Regions from separate parts of the Homo sapiens genome. Here all the other regions are linked to region 4. A link is a contact called in ENCODE Hi-C or POLR2A ChIA-PET data. All regions are on one chromosome and are shown on one strand. Each heading gives the region's core, a stretch centred on a gene start or an enhancer-like site at or near the end of the contact. The rest is flanking DNA. Distances are from core to core; before and after follow the strand shown. Region 1 holds the start of TRAM2-AS1 (TRAM2 antisense RNA 1). Region 2 holds the start of TMEM14A (transmembrane protein 14A). Region 3 overlaps EFHC1 (EF-hand domain containing 1). Region 4 holds the start of ELOVL5 (ELOVL fatty acid elongase 5).

Region 1 (4,483 bases), core at 1,984-4,483, 770 kb before region 4:
TCAGCTTCCGAATGAAGGAATCCTAGCCAGGGCCAAGTCAGAACCCCAAAAGCCTATGTCCTCTCACCCCTTTCTCCCATTCCCCTTGCACCTCTTCCTGCCGTCACTTCTAGGAAAAGGGTGGTGAGTCCCCAGTTGCACCTACCATCGCACCATATGCATCCCTACATACCCACACATGCACACCACACACTTCCAGAGAGAAACCCAGAAGATCCTAAGTGATATCCAGCCAGTCCTGTGCTTGGTTATGAGGCGTCTCCCCAGGCTTTACTCTGAGTGTGAAGATGCCCACATTTGTTTCTCTGTGGTACCTACAGTATCCAGGACGCTTCTGCTCTCATTTGATAGAGGCAGCAGTTCCAAACTCCCCCTCCCCACCCCCAGGAATACTTATCTCTGTGGAGAGTTAGTTAGTCGGTGGGTAAAGACAGTGAGGCCCCCACCATGTGCCCAGCACAGAAGAACACAAGACCTTCTTACTGGAGGCTTAGGGCAAAGCCCTCTTTCTCCCAGAGAAGCACAGACTGATGATCTCACAAAGTACCTCCAAAAGAAGGAGACACCTGCCCTGTAGGTCCTGTAGGTTCAAGGTGCTATGGGAAGAAGTGATGGGCTTGGCAGGAAAAGGGGGCCTGTAGGCATTTCAACCAGGGGCCTTGCTACACTCCCCAATACAAGCCTAAGGGGGAGGAAGAGTAGTTTTGTTTGTTGTTTTTCTCGTCTTGGGCCTTTCTCTTTCACCAGATACTGGAAGTAACAGCTCTTAACACCTTTCAACTTTTAGAGTGGCAGGTTTAATGCACAGGACTTTCCATAAGACTAGAGACCCAGGGAAGGAGGTAGGTACCAAACTCAAATGCTGGCAGCCCTTTCTGAGCAAAGATAAAACAGGGAGGGCCACAAACCCTAACAAATGCTAGAAATATGACGGAGAGAGCCACAGGCTATGCGAGAAACTTCGTCGCTGCAGCCTGTGGCTTTGAGGTTTACAGCTGTCACGTGTATCTTTCCAGCCACACCCTCCAAGGCTGGGGACACGCACTTGGAGGCCTCTTAGAATGGAGGACAGCAAACAGACAGCAGAGAATGCGCTGGGCAAAGGAAATTCTGTTATTTTGTTAAGCTATTATTATGATAAATAATCACAGGGCTCCAGGCGCAAGAGACTTTTTCATGTTGGTAGGAGATGTTATGGCTTTTGTTGCTGATATGATCTCAGTTAAACCTTACAACCACCCTGTGACGAAGACCAGTTTTATGAACGTCTTTAATGATGGGGAAACTGAGGCTGCAGTCAGTTTTCAGTCAGACTAGTCACAGAACAGGGACTGAGACACACGGATATGACTCTGTGTGACACCACACACTTCCAGGGGAGAACCCAGAACAAGGTGGAGCAAGCCCGACCCAATATACCACTAGAGAGAGCTGTGAGAGGGAGAGGAAGGAGAGAGGGACTGAACTAAAGGAGCACTATCAAAAAGTGGAGTGGAGACCCCAGTCCTAGCACCACCGTTTATTTCCTACAGACCCTAAAGCTCAGCCACGGACACATTCATTCATCCAACCCTGACTTGGCCACCACAAGAACGTTCCCAGCTTGAGGGCAGCTTCGCCAGCCAATTAGGGCCCTTGTCATTCGTAGAGATACAGGGAACCCGAGACAGAGGGACAGGGAAGGAAATTTAGCCAGGCAAGCCATCCTCCATCTCCAAGGAAGTTTGTAAATGATCACAGCTTCCTAACCCAACCGTGAGAATGCAATAAGCAAGCTGACGCAGAAGGGAGGACAAGGAGTCTCAGGAACCAGAGGAGACCACGGTGAGAGTGAGGGGAATGTCGCTCACATATCTCACTTCTGAGACAAGATATACCGCAACAAACCCATGCCAAGCTTCCTCCAGTTCTTCCCACTTTTGAATATCACATTTTTCTTGCTCTGCAAGAGTAGGGAATCCTTCCCATCAGTCTTGTGAATTCTGACCCCTTGCTGGCTTTCTACAACTCCCTGCCTGGGAGGCCGACACCAGGACATTGCTGTTGGGGGTGGGATCCCCATCCTCTGCCCCCCACTCCTACACTATAAGAGAATCAACTTTCCCCAAAAAGTGGAGGGTATCCCTGTCTCTCTTCTTGTCTCTGTAAAGGGGGTGAAGCTCTGGGTCGCCGCAGATGGATCTAAAGGGACAGTTCACGGAGTGGTAAAGGATATCCAAAAATTGGCCTTCTAGAGCACAGCAAAAAAGTGGGAGCGAGACGAGAGCAGAAGGCCACTGCTGGGATGGGGCCAGGGCCACACGTGAACATCCGAGCACGTTCCAGAGCTGAGATGCAAAACACCCAGAAAATCACATAGGAAGTGGAAAAGGTTCTGGGTCTCTCCCACTGGAAAAGCCCAGAAGAGCTAGTGGCCACCCCTTGGGGCAAGAGGGGGTTGTGCAATGACTGCGGGTCTGGGAGTCTCTGGGCTTGGCTCCTGGACGCCAGAAAGGGAACCCCACGCGTCAAGCCATGGTGGCAGCGCGGCGGTTGGTTCGAGGCCAGGCTGGGGTTTCAGGGCTGCAGACAGAGCTGCAGGATACGATGAGTGCCCAAGGGGGCGGCAGAGCATGGCATGGCTGGCACGGCGCGGAGCTGGGGGTGCTGTCTGGGCTGGCCGGGGTACAGGCCGGAGGGGTACAGTGCACAAAGCCGGGGTGCAGATAACGTACACGGCAGCCAGGAGCCTCCGATCAGAGGAGGGCCCGCTGACCTGCAGGGGTGTGCCGGGCGGTGCACGACAGGGGGCACTGTCCCTCCAGCTCCCTCCTCCCCAGGCTCTCACCTCGAACATAAGCCCGATGAGGACGCAGAGCACCAGGCAGAAGCCGATGTCCGCATGGTTGTGGATGACGAACTCCTGGCTGAAGAGCGGGTAACTTTTCGTCCTCCTGCGGAAAGCCATGGCAGCGGGCGCGCAGCGGCCGGCGGGGCCCGCACCCTGCGCTCACGAACCGCAGCGCAAACTTCTCCAGCACCGGCCCGGTCCGCCCGCCGGCCCGCCGCCCGCTCTCCCACAGCCGCTCGCCCGCCCAGCGCGGAACAACTTCGGGGCCCGCCCCCTTCCTCCGCCCGCCCCCGGCCGCCCGTAACCGCCCCCGGCCGCAGCCCCCGCCCAGCCCCCGCCCAGCCCGCGGCCCGCACTCGGCGCGCCTGGCCCCGCCCCCCGCGGGCTTAACCCTCTAGCCGCTGGGCACGCGCGGGCTACCGGGGCGGAGGCGTACGGGGGCGGCGAGCGGGGCTCGGCTCCTCCTCGTCCCGCGCCAGCGCCGCGCCCGGCCGCATTCTCGGGGCCCGAGGCTCAGCCGCTCGCGGTGGAGAAAGCAGGCCGCGGAGGAGGCGGGCGCCCAGGCCTGCCCGGACAGGAAGTGGGCCCAGCTTTCCCACTCCTCGCTCCGCTCCTTCCTCCGCGGGAAGGGCAGGCCCCGGAGGCAGCGAGCGCCCCGGGGGTGGCCGGGCAGCCGGATGCTCCCGGGGTTGCGGGCTGTGGCCCCGGGGGCTGAGGGCGGCGCGGGTGCGGCGGAAGCAGGGAAGCCGCGAACCGGCCTTCTGGCTGGCCACAGCGCCCTGCACGGACGATCAGTGAATGGAGATTACTCAAGTATTTATCGAGAACTTGCAGTGGGCTAGGCACAGTTCAGGTAGATCAACAAACCGAAAGACCCTGCCCTAGGGGAGCTTTCGCTCCAATGCGGGGAGAGGGTGGATGATTGCAGTTTTGCCCAGTAATTTTTGGGACCCTCATGCCACCATTAATTAGCTACACACATTTCACCGAAAGTCTACCTTACATATTAATCAGAAGAAGTGGAAGAATAAACACAGAAGAAGCAAAAAAGGAAGGAACTTTCTCACTGAAAGTTTCTATTTAATATTAAGTCTTAAAAGTACTCCTGGAAGGACAAAAGGTGTTCTTAATAAATTATATTCGCAAATATTGGATTTAATCCTACCAGTAATGAAGCAGTCAGTTACTTTCTAGATGTGCAGAAATACGTAATGAACAAAAAAAACTAATTCCTATTCCATTTTTTATTAGGTCCACAGTTATTTCACTTCTAAATAAATATGGTTTTTTAAAAGTGGCACGCGGTGGAATGTAATTGAGACAGGATGGAGTTCCTAGAGAAATTTTACTTCCTCAATCTGCACTCCACCTTACTTAAAATACAGTCTTGGGTCTGTAATTCCCTTATCTGACTCTCAAGGAAATGACAAAGTAATGCCTAGATTGGACTAAACCTCATTTAACTTCAAGGCTGACCTTTCTCAAAGTTGAACCTTCGTCTTGTGAGGAACAGAAAGATCAAGAACTCTGAAGCACCTCGACTTTCCACCTGTGAAGATGTGTTCAAATTTGCAACGTGCGGCCACACCTATGAGGTTGAACTTTATACAATTGGTTTCTTTATAGGTTTAGATGGTTGAATTTAAGTTACCC
Region 2 (4,939 bases), core at 2,413-4,912, 680 kb before region 4:
TTTTGATGATGGATGGAAGGACACATACTACTGAACTAGGAAGGTAAATAACCAAAACAGAGCATACTACATAATATACAGAAAAAAATTTGAGATTGGACATGGTGGAGAAGGGGATGTGCAAGCACATATGGAGGGCAAATCTCACAAGTAAGATGGGACAGGTGAATGCTTCTAAACCAATCAAAAATACCTTTGTTTCCCCAAAAGACACCAATGCTCAGTCAAAAATAGCAGCTGCTGAATTAGCATGGGCATACCAGGCAAATAAGCCTGCATTGTCATAGCGTTCCCTTGATTGCTCTATGAAACTGAGTAAAGTTTCATTTCCTGATTCAAGAATTGCAGCTAAAATATCCTCTGGACAAAGAAGAAGGGAAATTTTTTGATAACAGATGTGTTGGCTCCTTACAGTATAAAGCCAATTTCTGTCATATCTCACCAACAATCCTGGTTTCTACAGTACATCAATTTTAAGTAATATGCCAAATCATGGCAGCAAAAATATGTTCCCTCTAGCTGTTAGGTACTTTGACTTGAAAACAGGAGTTTCAAATCATCTTCTTCATTTCTGTGAGGATTTTAATGAAACTGCTGAAATCATAAAATATTGTTGATATTTTGTCTAAATACAAACTAGACTTAGCTCATCTATCTGTGTATTCGTCAGACAGTATAGATGTAAAATTTTGGCAAATTGCATTCAGTCTACAAACTTCTTACCAAAGAAAATGAAAAGATCTTATCCATTCAATGCCTTGTACATCTTATATACAACACTGCTAAAAAGGGATGTGAGTTGCTTAAATGTGACATTGAGACTTTCATAATGAAAGCTTTTGGTTACTTTTCAATTTCCTCAAAAAGTGCAAAAGCACTTATGGAGATTTTTGACTTCACAGAAATGGAAGGTAACCTCTTTAGACGTGTGCCTGCAAGATGGCTGTCATTGTAAGTGAGCCATAGAAACGATGCTAAAATGTTGGCCTGCCATAAGATCATATTTTCAAAGGACAAGAATAATGTCCTTTGACATTGTTTGAAATCTGAAAGGAGAAAAAAATCAAGAATCTGAAGTGGGCCTTAAAAAAATCAGTAAGTCCCTTGTGACTCTGATTTTTATGAATCTGTCTCTCAAAAGCCAGGGTGCCCCCAGAAGAACTGAGACAAACTGAGTTTCTGAACATTTGAAAATGAGGAGCAGGCTCAGGATCCACAGGGTGTAACCATCCCGTGAGGCCCTGCCTGAGCAGCCAGCCAGTCAGTGAGGCTCTTCACCTTACTTCCATTTCTCTGATTCCATCTATGTACAACTTACGAAAACTTGCATTATTATAGACTGGGAGTTCTTAAATTGGAATCTGTGAATCTAAAGGGGCCAGAGGATAGAAATCAGGAAATCTGAAAACTTCGATGGAAAAAAGTTTTTATTTATTTCCATCAGGAAAATAGGCAACAAACCACAGCAGTATTAGTACCTGTGTCTCTGTCATCACTAGGAATCACAGATATCCACGTTACAGATATCTTAAAATATTTATGTACAGCACCACTCTGAAATTATGGTAATAATTAGATCCACCCCCTAGGTCTTGTAATCTTTAATATGTTAATAAAGAAGCACATCTATTATGTGACAGATTTAAATGTTTAAGAATTTGATTTCAATGAAATTGCATTTCAATAAAATTGGCTTCCTTTGCAATCCTGTGTATTTTATTTTGTGCATTTCTCCAGACTGCCAAAGAGGTTGGTGACACATTGAAAGTTAAGAGTCTCTGCTGTGGATCATGCATAGAAAGCTTTACAAAACAGTTGAGGGGAATAGGCTTTCCTGCATCCTTACCTTGGGCTGCAGCCTTTCCATTAGCTGGAGAAGGCAGCAGCTGGTGCCTATGAGTTGAGAGGGCAGTGGTCCCTTTGCCTAAGAACCATCCTGTTCCCACATATTCAAGGGTATGGAATTCCCATAATATTCAAAGAGTTTTTCTTTAGTTTTAGGTGATACGCCTTGAGTAGGAATATCATGAGGCTGTTTCCAGCTTCGAGTATGTTGGTGATAGGGTGTAAGGGATCTCAGAGCATCTAGTCTTGTCCATATCTTAAATCCAGGCACTGAGGTCCAGAGGGGAGTTATTTACCCAGGTCACATCAGATGAAGATAATGAAGTATTCCAAGAGGATTTTAGTTTTATTCCAAATAGGGTAAGTGTTCTGAGAGTGTGAGGAGAGAAGGTGAGGAGGCTGGGGTAAGGATGGGCATAGAAGGGGATGGAAAGGAGGGCTGAGAGAACTCAGAACCAAATTTCAGGCTATCACTTTCTCCACGCCACATTCCAGTGCCTTGCCATCAACTCTTCTGTGAATCTTCAGGAATTTTATTAATTCCCCAGGACCAACTTAGACTTTCATAAGTTAGATGTAGTTATATTACTTCCCTGAAGCACTTTTATGCACAAAGAATAGATGTAGCAAACAAACTTCACAAGATTTAATTTTTGAGTTTCCTTTTTTATTCTGAGGAATTCCGCTGTAATTCTCAGTGACACAGAACCTCTAGAGCTACTTCACTATGACAACCTTCTTCAAATCTCCAAAGGGCTGTTACATAAGGAAGAGGGTCGGAGTTCTGTATTCAATCAAGAAGGCAGAAGATTGAGATGATAAGTTGCTACAGGGAGGCATAATTTAAAGTCAATTTAAACTGTAATCCCAGCACTTTGGGAGGCAGAGGCGGGAGGATTGCTTTGAGCTCAGGAATTCAAGACCATCCTGGGCAACACAGTGAAACCCCGTCTCTACAAAAAAAAAATAGTCGGGTGAGGTGGCACACACCTGTAATCCCAGCTACTTGGGAGGTTGAGGCTGGAGAATCGCTTGAACCCAGGAGGCAGGAGGCAGAGGTTGCAGTGAGACGGGATGGTGCCACTGCACTCCAGCCTGGGCGACCGACTGAGATCCTGTATTTAAAAAAAAAATAAGGTCAGTTTAAGTTTCGTTCCTGGGATTGAGCGGATTGCCTTGCATTAGGCAAGGTTTTAAGTGCTTTCCAACTCTGGAATTCTATACCTTTCCCAGTAGATATCTAAACCCAGCAAATCCTGGGCCTGAAGTTTAAAACTAGGATCCTCGTCTCCCAACCACATCTAGATGATCCCATAGTGTAATGAAGGGTGCTTGGGCTTTGACACCAGGCAAACTTGGATTTTGACCTGGGACAACTAAGTCACTTGACCTCACTGAACCTTAGCTCCCTCCACTGACAGTGGGGACAGTCTGCTGGAGGGTGTGTAGAAGACCTCGGGTTGCCTTTTGGAGGTTCTGGAAATGTCCCTTGAAAGATGAATGGAGTTAATTTAAAAATCTTCGCCTTCTGTAATTTTGGCTTCTTGCAAACACGCTTCCTGCCAGTCCTGCTCCGTCAGGCGGGAGGCAGCAAACCCCAGCCCTGGCTCCAGGACAGGGCCGAAGGCAGGATAGACGGAGCAACGGGTCCGGCTGCCGCCGGGATGTTGCAGCACAGGGCCTCCTGGCTGCCTGGCCTACAGGCCGCCCGGATTCAGCCGGAGGGCATGGACCGGGTGGAGTCCTGCAAGGCGAGAAGGGACACAGCGCATGCGCGCGGCAGGGAGGGCGTTTCCAGGAGGGAGCGGCCTTTGCTCAGCGCGAGACGGCTGGGCGCCGAGTGGGACAGCGCTGGTGCGGAGACTGCTTCCGGACTCCAGGTACCGCGCTTGGCGGCAGCTGGCCCCAGACTTCTGTCTTTTCAGCTGCAGTGAAGGCTCGGGGCTGCAGGTGAGCTGTGCATCCCGCAATGGAGACCTTCCTGCTCTGAATTTTCTTACAAAACTGCAGAAATATAAGGGGCGTTGCTTAGCGGGCATCCCCTCCCCCGCGCCAAACCTGTACAGCAAACGATGATGCAGAGGACCTTGAGGGGATTTTGCAGGGCATCGGTCTTACCTCCGCGGTATCATTTTTCTCCTCCTCCCGAGTTTCTGCCTTCTGGTATCCCTAAATATCCCACCTATCCTGCCTCCTACCTTCCTGGATCTGGGGTGGTGGGGTGGGCTCATGGACCATTGCAAAATGCTTGGCAGGATTTTAACCTTCTCAGCACCACCCAGACCCCACTCGAAAATGTGCCTTTTGTGCCCTCCAAGAGCTCAAGGGTAGGTAATTGTTATATCTTTAGCATGTGAAAATGCTTTTTATGTAACAGTTCACCGAAAATCTCTTAATTCTCCGAATTTTGGAGGATTTGGGGCGGGCAGCGAGGCTGTCCCCTGTCACCTTGTTTTGTACCTGGTATGGTAAATCGTTTTGCTGCATTGCATCCAAGATGCGTTTTAGTCCTTCCAAGGCTTGAGCATCACATTTGTGATGAGAGCGTGTGATGTGCTGTGCACATCCTCTCCCACCTTATCCCTTCCATGTTAACACAGCCTCTGGCTTTAATGTGTGCTTCTGGCCTGGCCACATGGCTCCGTCATGGAATAGGTGATTCTTTTGTCTGAATATTCTCTGTGAGAACAGAATCTTCTTGCAAGCATTGGGAGTAGATTTATTTTGCCTCTTTAGAACAACAGTCAGTTCGCTAAGGAGATTAAGGGGCTACCTGTTTCCTGGCAATAAAGCTGTATTGGGTAGGTCAGTTACAGAATGTCTTCAGGCAGAAGCTGTTCCTTTGGTTCACTCACTCATTTATTCATTTAACAAGTATTTTAAGTACCTGCCTTGTGCATGGCAGGGTTCTTGGTGCTGTGAGGAGGACAAAGATAAACTGAACCTTGGTTTGCCCTCAAGGAGCTTGGCTGGCTGAGAGTTGAGAGAATCCCAACCAAGTAAAAGGGTATGGGTCCTCAAGAGAAGATCGCAGGAAGAGCTGGGGGGCTCAGGATGGAGTGGAATTAATCTTTCACAACAGCTACTTAGCTTT
Region 3 (4,653 bases), core at 187-2,686, 850 kb before region 4:
GGCTGTGAGTTAGCCACTACTCAGAAACCTGGGCCTGTACCTTGTCTGCACCATCAGGGGGCCTTGAAAATACCATCCAATTAAGGTGTATCAAATCCATATCTATAGGCTTTGAGGGTATTTGGGACACATAGGTAGAGAAGACGTCTCTAAATGTTGTCCAGAGAATCCACTTGGTTAAGTGACTCCTGAGTATCCTGCTGGCACATAAGTTCATTTTAAAAAGCCAATATGAGTGCTTTATATGTACCATGAACTTAGCATTCAGTATCTCTAAATCTCTCACCATGACTCCCCACAAAACATGAAACCCTTTTGACACAGATGCACAAAAAGACTCGGAAGGGTTAACTGCTTGAGTTCACCTAGCTTCTCATGGCAGAGCAGGACCCAACTCTACAATGAAGCTTGCCATGCATCAGAACCACTCACCTTCACCTCAAGCAAACATTTCCTCTTTCTCACACCCCATGGGTGTCCTTGACTAACTGCCACCTGTAACTGCACTCATCTTTTGAGATCTTTTTCCAAAGAAAGATGGTTCTGGTAAACACAGCAAGCAGCTACAGCCAACAGCAGCCATGTAAGTGACACCAGCAATCCCCACTATTACTAATACTTGGATGTCTTCTAGTCAGCACCAACATATTTGTTGGCCTTTACACAAACGAAACCCCATTTCCTCCAAGCTAAATAACATCATAGTATAGTAGGCATCAAGGATGATGTGCTTGTTTCTGGAGCTTCCTACCCACAAACCCCATGTTAAGAAAACCTCTTTTCCACTTTACTATTAAAGAGTCAAATAAAAATGATGCTTATTGCTATCCAGCACTTGACATAACTGACTCTCCATCCTTAATTCCCTAATTCATATCACAATGGACAAATACGGGTCAAAATATATAAGAAATGACTAATATAGTGAAAAATAATAGACATGAGGGCTAAAATTCATTGCAAACTCCTTTAAGCAAACGTAAACATCCACGTTAAAAGCATCACTGTATAAAAGCACGTCAAGGAAATAATTATGAGACAATTCTGATAATTTTCTGCCTTTTATTGTTATTTCAGAAAATATTTGATCATTTGTTCCAAAATGTACATTTAAAAAATCCATACAAAACTGTAATTTGTTTTAAAACCAGACAGAAACAGTGGAAAAATGATTTTGAAAAAAAGTTCACCAAAAGCAAAAAGACACCCCTCCCCCCAACCCTTTTTTACATGAAAGCATAAATACGGCAGGTACAAATTTTCCTTGAGTTCCTTGTTGAAATTTGGTCCATATGAACAGGCTAGAGTAGAAAACAGACACTTTGTCCACATTTGCATTATCAGTTGCTCAGGGCACCAGCAGCCTTAGTTCATCCTTCAGATGTTTTTTTAAACAGAGGAACCGAAAAATGAGGTTTACAGTCTCATCACATGAACACTCAAATCTGTACCCAAGGAAACAGCGGTATTATATTTACTGTCACAGCTAGACCCTATCAGGTGAACAGGGCTCTCCACCTGCGGCTGTTGCTTCGCAAAATATCCTTCCTCTCCACGTGAACAAGTAGCTCTAGAGTGCTTTTAGGCAGAGTGACGGTGATGTCATGGGCACCACGCCAATCTTATTCCTGGACAATGACTTAAGCCCCATCGTGAGAATGGTTTTTTCCTCTTCAACACATTTTTTAAAAATAGACCTCTAAGATGATGCTACATGTTCTAAAAGAGTGCCACAGAAACCCACCCAGGATCACAAGAATGACAACAAAAGGAAAGTGGCTATTTCTTGTGTAAGGGATGACGACTCCCCCTCCCATGGGTCCCATTTCTCCCCCAGTTGCAGGTGTTTTAAGGGACAGAAAGGCTGTGGAAAGGACCACTGGCTGGGAGAGTTATTGCACAACCCGGAAGAGTGAGAAAAACGTGGGCGGGCAAGGGGTAGGGGAGAGGGTTGCTGCGACTAAAACAAGGTAACACTGAATTAGGAGCTCGAACAGTTCTGCAACAGTCAGACATGTATGTGTTTATGTGTTAGCACTTGGAGACTGGGAAGTAAAAGTAAACACCTTTATCATATAAACTTTGGGCTGAATGGGAAGCAAAATAGACCAAAAGAGGTTACGGCAAGTGGGCCTTTTAAAAAAAATCTGGGGGTGGGGAAAATAACGGAGAAGGAGTTTGCTATGTGGGGCCAGAGGAGAGTTTTCGAAGTGGGGGCTGGAAGCTCTGGGCTTCTCTTAATAGGTATGCTTGTGGTTGGGCCACCTCACAGACTTCCACAGCCACCCAGCTGGGCCAGAAGAGAACTGACACAAGGGAGAAACCAAAAACAAAACAGAACACACCACAGACCCTAATCCTGGGCAGCGGGGTTAGAAACAAATGGGGTGAAACTGTCACAATCCGTGTCCCTTTTATATATAACTATACTGAGGTATGGTGTCCTTGGCTGCCGTCGAGCCCTGGCAACTGGGGGCTGGCCACGGAGTACAAGTTGAAAACCACACAGCAAAGTAAGGCACTTATTCTCACACACAGGCGCACGCACGCAATCTGCTTGGGACAAAAAGTCTACAGGGGTTGCCAAGCACGAAAGGCTACATGGAGACTGCAAATCCCAATGCTCGTCTTTATAGCTCTGCCACTCCAGGGAACTCCATAAAAGAATGAGGCAGCTTTCACTGGGGAGAACTGGTCTTCAGCCTTTGCAAGGTGGAGCTAACACTCATGTGAGTAGTGGGGTAGAGTGAGAAGTTGGTAAAGTCTTCCTCACTGGGACAACCTTGAGCTGGAGAGAGATCCTATTTAGGTTTTCCAGTCATCTGACAATGACCTAATCCTCCAATAATCCTGAAAATCCTCTCCTGAGAAAAGGAACCATAAGCTCGGAAGGCAGAGTGAGGGAGGAAGAGCACTCCATTGTCTTGACTCAAAAGCTTTCAGCACTCCCTCTGTTAGAGGAGAGAGCTTAGAACATCAAGAATTGAAGTTTGTGCACTTGTGCCATAGGCCCTTAAGCAAAAGAATTAGTTATGTGCAGACTTCCCTACCTCTCACACCAGGCCTAGAAAAACCAACTAGGAAGGCTGAAGCATACAAAGGAAACCCAAGCGAAGGCCTTTTCTAGGCACAAGGGGGTCGGCAACCCACTTCCAATTAAAGCATCCATGGAAGATAAGAATTTTGTTGTGGAATCCTGGGAGGAGATGCACTCTTTCACCCAACCTCTTATTAGCTGCTTAGAAAAAAGAAGGGGTACTGACAAAGGAGGTCCCAAAAGAGACCCCAGAAGCACACACCCACCCCAAGCTTCAGGGGTTCTTAGGGTCCCAGGGTTTCCGGTCAAGAGAAGGATCTGTGAACGTGGCCAGGGCAGAGGTGTCTATTGGGGTTTCTTAAATGTTGGGAAGTTATGCCTTGGGACATGAACAGACAAGTTTCTCAGCAACCATTTCGGTCTGGTGGCCCAGACACACATGGGATTAGAACTGACTCAAAAGGGAGGACAGCAGATCCCCCGCCGGCTCAGCCTGCTCCCCTCTCACCCAGAACCATCCCCTACCTTCAAAAGGAACACATGCAATTTATTAATAGTGCAGCTATCAGCGCCCGGATGGTAAAAATAACTCCCATCATCACTGCACCTCCAAGGAGGGGAGCGGGTAGCACAGATCCTTGGTCCACCAGCGCCACCTCCCTCTCCTCCTGCTGTGTCTGTTGGCTTCCCCACAAATGTAAGTTAGTTAGCCAGGGCTGTCGAGAGGCCACAGTTGCTGGGGTAGGTTTACGTCTTTTCTCCTGCTCTTGGTGCATGGTGCTGAGCTCTCAAGCTTGGAGGTGTCTGGCAGAGCCTTCACAAATGGCTTGGCACTTTGGGGCAGGAGAGAATGCATAAAACTGAAGAAAACAGCCAAAGTGGCCAAAATTAGAACAAGCTAGCCCAACACGCTCATAGGATGAAGTGGAATTATTTCAGCTCTGGCAACACAGTCTGTGTCAACCTGCCACAGACTTGGCTCTGCTGTGAAATAAACGTGCCAGGGAGGGTGGCAGGGGGAGGGGGGTGACAAAGTACCCTACAACTACCCTCTAACCACCCCCCCCAAACATCCCTGAAGCCCAGGCTGGCAAGATGCCAGCCCCACTCATGGTCTCAGGGTTTTTTTTTGTTTTTTTTTTTTTTTTTACATAAAATAAACCCTTAGCACACCCGTCCACTGGGAAGCAGAGCCTAAGCTGACCCCGGCCACTGGGCTGGTGGGACCACATCCAAGGCATGAAGTACTGGCAGCACGGGGAGCTTGCAAGAGACAGGGACATGAAGTTGTGGCGTCTCTGGCACGCAAGTGTCCTGGGACAGAGCAATGGAAACCTACAGGCATGAGAATGAGGGTTGCTTGATGGCAAGATTTCAGCTGCTCTGCTCACACTACCTCTCCAGCAACTGGCACAACGCAGGCACCTGGCACATCCCAGCATGCCATACATATCTGTTGAAGCCACAACTCAACAGTTTAACCTGGACTCACCTGAGAGAGGCCTCCTGCATGTGAAGCCCTGCCAATGACACAGCCTGGAGAGCACCTAGGATGGGTGTTCTCTAATGGGGGAGGAAGGTGGGCTTAGGAGGCTGCTGGCTGAACATGCGATTTG
Region 4 (4,512 bases), core at 1,442-3,941:
CATAGTATTCCATGGTGTATATGTGCCACATTTTCTTTATCCAGTCTATCATTGATGGGCATTTGAGTTGGTTCCAAGTCTTTGCTATTGTAAATGGTGCTGCAATAAACATACGTGTGCATGTGTCTTCATAGTGCTCCTCAATTCTTAAAAAACAACTGGGGGATAAAACCTCACAGAGGTGTTATAAGAATTACGTGTGGAAAGCAACCGTTTATGTACATGTGCGTATTAATAAGTACCTGACACAGAAAGCATTCAAGGAAAGACTTATTTACAGGTAACTAATGAGAGGATTAGCCTTTTGATAACAGAAGAGCTGGTAGGCAAAGAGGAGGAATTAAAAAAAAAAATTACAAAATCTTTTAGGAGAGAAGAATGTAGCCAGGAAAGCAAGAGGTAAAACTCTCTCTTCACACTAACTACCCACCTAGGCACCAAAGTTACCCTCAAGAAAAGTAAACAGTTTTGCTTTGATTTGTGTAATTCAAGCTGGAAATAAGACACCCAAGGATGGATGCTCACCTCTAGAAGCAGGAAGACAAGCAACCATTATGCAGGGAGCAAAAGAAGAGGTAGTGGAAAAAAAGATTCTTGCAAACAGAACATCCAAAAATTAAGGTCTGTAACCAAGAAGAAGCTGTTGATTTCAGGGAATGGGAAGGAAACATTTTCAAACCACCATTTGGCAGACTCAATGCTGGGCTCTCATTTGCATTATCTCTTGAAATCCACAATGATCCTGCCACATAAAATCCCCATGTATAGACAAGGAAATTGAGTCAAGGAGGTGAGGTCAATATCTGAAGTTACAAGATATTTTTCTTGAAAAACATCAAATTTTAGTAAGCCTTCTACTGTCGCTTTTCAGCAAAGTTCTGTACTACATTCTGTAACATTACCTATCTGTAACTATCAATAAAAATTTCCCCTTTGTCTTCAATTAGAAATAGAAACGAAAATGCAAAAAGAGAAACAGTACAGAAAAAGTTCCTGGCAATAAGAAGTTAGAATCTAGGGTAAAAATCTAAAAGGAAAATGAGTAACATTTCCCTTTCAAGTGCAGAGCTTTCCTGGAGAATCCCAGGCAGTGTCTGAGCTACCAGAAAAGTAACCCACTTGTCCCCAATCACAGATGGAAGGCTAAAATGTTTGTCCACGGCCATCTAATGCAAAACCGCCTGTTTCTATCTGTAGATTCTGCACGAAATGCTTTTGGCTGAGACGTGCAAGCAAAACAAGTGCAGACCAACAGGTTATCTGCCAAGCGGTTAGGAGAATGAGTTACAAAACCTGACAAGCAACATCAGCTCTTCCGTACAATTCTATGAAGCACTTCCTGCCACGGGTCCCGCTATTTAAAACAAATTAGGCTGCTCGCTCCCCACAAATCCCATCTAGCACCTCTCGGTTCCTCAGTCTAGCTAATAAACCATGCACTGGATTCTTCCGAAAGAGACCCCCCGCCCCCGACCCCGCCACCTCCGCCACTTTGCATAACTGGCCAAATGCATTCTCCAAATTTGCAATCAAGGAGCTTAATTCACAATTGTGGATGGGGCGGGGGGAACCGCCAAGTGCAAGAACACGGAACGGTTGCAAGACGCAGTTCAGCAAGAACAACTCTTGCTCTAGGCATTGCTCCGTCGACCCGAGGTGGTGGGGTGGGAGAGTCTTACCGGCGTGGAAACAGTAAAAAGGCACTTTTCCTTACAACTCGCAAGACAACACACACTCTAGCTCCCCCGGCGCAGAGCACAACCGCCCCCCCGCCGCGCGCCTCCCTCGCAGCCAACCGCTCCCGCCTCTCCAGGGATCAGGCTCCCAGAAAGGGCCGCCCCGGTCGCCCCCGAGTCCCCGCCCTCTCGCTTTCCCACCAGCCTCATCCCTCCCTGAGTACCAAGGGCTGCCGTTGTCTGGTTTCAATAAAAACTGAAGCGGTCCCGAGCTAGCAGGCTTCCCTCCGAGGGGCGGACGGAAGGTCCGCAGGGTTAACGGAAGCGGAGAGAACAGGACAAAAAGGAAAGGCCGGAGAGTCCCCCCAGCGGCGCCCGGTGCCCGCAGACCCTCGCACAGGCTCTTCGAACTCACCCGGGTTTCGCCGACTCCAAAGAAAGCGCGCTCCCTCCGAGAGCGCTCCCCCGGCTCTCCCGCCGCGCGCTCCGGCCCGCAGGGCGGGAGGACCCAGGCGGACAGATCCATCCCTCCGCGTCTGGTGTGGGCACGGTGTCGTGCCCCGCGGCGCCTGTCAGCGCGCACAGGTGGGACCGCAGCACAGAGAACGCTCCCGAGCGCCCTGCCTCAGCCTCGGCGTGGGGCGAGCCGCCCGCGCCCGCACCCGCACCCCTTTCCCCGCGCCCGAGGAGCCGGGCTGTACCCCGGAGCCGGCGGAGCTGGAGGCCGCGGGCGGAGCGCGGGTTGCCCCGGCAGCTCTTTCTCGGCACCAGGTCCGAGACCTAACGGCAGTTCTCTCTGACCGCTTCCCGGCCGCGCGCTCGCGCGGGTGTCATGGCCGAGCGGCGGCCCCCGACGAAGTTTCCCGGAGCTGACGGCTTTACCTTTTAGCCCAAGGGGCGGCAGCAGCTTTGAGCAGCAGCAAGGCGGCGGCGGCGGAGGGAGCGCGGGTGGCAGCCGGCGCAGAGGCGGATGTAGAAGGAGACACCGGTGGCTAGGACCCGCGCGATGGGAAGAGGAAGGCGCCGGCTATCTACAATCAGAACGTGGGCTGACCGTGACGTCACAATGGCGCGGCCAGCCAATCGGGACCCGAAGGATGAATCAAGCGCTATGATGTCATGCGGCCCGGGAGCCAATCGCGGGACAATAGAACTTTCGTGATCGTAAATTCCAGAATCCGATGCGGTGGAGAGCCTAGGCCGGGGTTGGCCCCTCGGTTCCACGTGTCTCTGGGAAATTTTTTTCCCCTTTCTTCCTAATAAGCCTGCGTGGAACGCAGAGCCTGCGCAATAGCCCCGGTGAAGTTGTCGATGCCCTGAACTCTGGTTTTTTTACTGCCAGGCGTGGCAGGAGTCTGTGGCCGCATTTGGGTGGCAGAAGCCCACCCTCGTTACGGTCTCCTCTATGAGTTATGTCATGCTGAAGGGGATCCACTTCATCGTTAAAGCTGAAAGGGTTAAATGCCCACGGAGACCGCCGGAGTGAAGGTCTGCAGTTGAACAAGATAAAGGAACAAGAACAAAACGACTCAAAACTGTTGTAACCATAACTCCCTTGCAAAGGATTTACCGTGTATTTTTCTTAGGGATTCTGATTTTTCTTTGGAAGCCACTATCAACTCCATTTCTACTCTAGAAATTATTCTAAAGGATTGTTAAATGAGGAAAGATGGAATCAGTGTCTTTTCAGCTAAGCATATTTAAGCACTTAAGACAAAGGGGGTTCAGGGCATAAACGGAAGATCCTTGCTGTTTTTCACTGATATTTGGATAATTAAAGACCTTCATTAGCTTTGTATCCTACTGTTTCCCCATTCAAACCCCAGAGATTTAGCCTTTCTTCGTGTGCCCCTCTTGCTGTATTCTTACTCCTCTATGTGCATCCACCTAACAGTCGGCTATTTAATGTAGGCAAATTTATTCTTTTTTTTCTTTTTTTTTCTTTTTTGAGACAGAGTCTCGCTCTGTTGCCCAGGCTGGAGTGCAGTGGCGCGATCTCAGCTCACTGCAACCTCCACCTTCCGGGTTCAAGCGATTCTCCTGCCTCAGCCTCCCAAGTAGCTGGAATTACAGGCACGCGCCACCACACCCGACTAATTTTTGTATTTTTAGTAGAGATGAGGTTTCGCCATGTTGGCCAGGCTGGTCTCGAACTCCTGACCTCAGGTAATCCGCTCGCCTCAGCTTGCCAAAGTGCTGGGATTACAGACGTGAGTCACCGAGCCTGGCCGGCAAATTTATTCTTTTACATATTTACAATGTAATGCTTATCACGTGCCAGCTGTGTTCCAGGCAGTGGGCCATTGCAATAGGAATGCAAGTATACAAACCATGTACAAATTAAGTAAATTAAACATATACAAAGAATCGAGATTGTCAGTTGCCATTGAGCTCCACAAACACTGAATGACTTCAATTTGCTAGATACTATGTTAGGTATTCAAAATTTGAAACCTTCAAGGACTTCTTGGGCCTGGAAAATGATACAGTCAGGAAGCAACTACAATGCAGAGTGGTAAATGCTGCTATGGACATCAAGGGACATGAGAAAAGCATATGCTGGTGGCATAGACTATTTTTTTGAGATATCTCCTTCATTCTTCACGCTTCTGCCAGTAGTCCAAGGCCAGGGTTCATCTCTGTCATCCCATCTAAGTTTTGCCTTTCCAGGTTTTAAAAGTTTCTAATTTAACTTGAGATTCCAAAAGTCTTAAGTTTTACGCCGCACTTGTTTGAATTGTGCTTACCTATCAATAAAATGTTTTAAGCCCATTTGACCAAAATATCTTTAAGTTCAGGCTTATATAACTGTCAAGCTATGCATTAAATATCAAGT

The links. Hi-C counts contacts between places; a loop is a spot of excess contacts on that map. ChIA-PET counts read pairs that join two places held with the same protein, here RNA polymerase II (POLR2A). Pooled maps may share reads with other maps.
Region 1: a loop to region 4 is called in a pooled map, with 4 times the contacts of the local background. The contact joins the promoter of TRAM2-AS1 here to the promoter of ELOVL5 in region 4. A Hi-C loop is called at or near these places in 2 of 168 maps with a recorded cell type or tissue (CD8-positive, alpha-beta T cell and heart right ventricle), 6 of 37 single-sample maps with no recorded cell type and 15 of 50 pooled maps. POLR2A ChIA-PET finds 5 or more read pairs at or near these places in 1 of 52 experiments (activated T-cell).
Region 2: a pooled map shows a loop between it and region 4 (2.7-fold over the local background). The contact joins the promoter of TMEM14A here to the promoter of ELOVL5 in region 4. A Hi-C loop is called at or near these places in 2 of 37 single-sample maps with no recorded cell type and 17 of 50 pooled maps.
Region 3: a loop to region 4 is called in a map of ascending aorta, with 2.5 times the contacts of the local background. The contact joins the enhancer-like site here to the promoter of ELOVL5 in region 4. A Hi-C loop is called at or near these places in 1 of 168 maps with a recorded cell type or tissue (ascending aorta), 3 of 37 single-sample maps with no recorded cell type and 5 of 50 pooled maps. POLR2A ChIA-PET finds 5 or more read pairs at or near these places in 1 of 52 experiments (activated T-cell).

What each region holds. Positions count from the first base shown.
Region 1 is chr6:52,573,969-52,578,451 of GRCh38, forward strand. It overlaps TRAM2-AS1 (TRAM2 antisense RNA 1), which reads left to right and starts at 3,234. Exons shown (of 3, transcript NR_103446.1): 1 at 3,234-4,425. It overlaps TRAM2 (translocation associated membrane protein 2), which reads right to left and starts at 3,092. Exons shown (of 11, transcript NM_012288.4): 1 at 2,828-3,092. The coding sequence starts at 2,947. RefSeq lists an enhancer at 498-547 and silencers at 898-947, 2,805-3,664.
Region 2 is chr6:52,667,451-52,672,389 of GRCh38, forward strand. TMEM14A (transmembrane protein 14A) reads left to right here and starts at 3,663. Exons shown (of 5, transcript NM_014051.4): 1 at 3,663-3,795. It overlaps LOC730101 (a long non-coding RNA gene), which reads left to right. Exons shown (of 3, transcript NR_024405.1): 3 at 1-1,703. RefSeq lists enhancers at 2,879-3,379, 3,368-3,527.
Region 3 is chr6:52,496,360-52,501,012 of GRCh38, forward strand. EFHC1 (EF-hand domain containing 1) reads left to right here. Exons shown (of 11, transcript NM_018100.4): 11 at 1-839. It overlaps TRAM2 (translocation associated membrane protein 2), which reads right to left. Exons shown (of 11, transcript NM_012288.4): 11 at 1,049-4,653. Among named protein-coding and RNA genes, the nearest start is that of EFHC1, 78 kb to the left of the region's middle. RefSeq lists a silencer at 1,455-1,656 and an enhancer at 2,740-2,789. Within about 2 kb of position 1,437, at least 12 of the 41 ENCODE cell types and tissues checked have a DNase peak (open chromatin) inside an H3K27ac peak, as active enhancers do; they include ascending aorta, where a contact is called at or near this core.
Region 4 is chr6:53,346,259-53,350,770 of GRCh38, forward strand. ELOVL5 (ELOVL fatty acid elongase 5) reads right to left here and starts at 2,692. Exons shown (of 8, transcript NM_021814.5): 1 at 2,559-2,692. RefSeq lists a silencer at 2,093-2,532.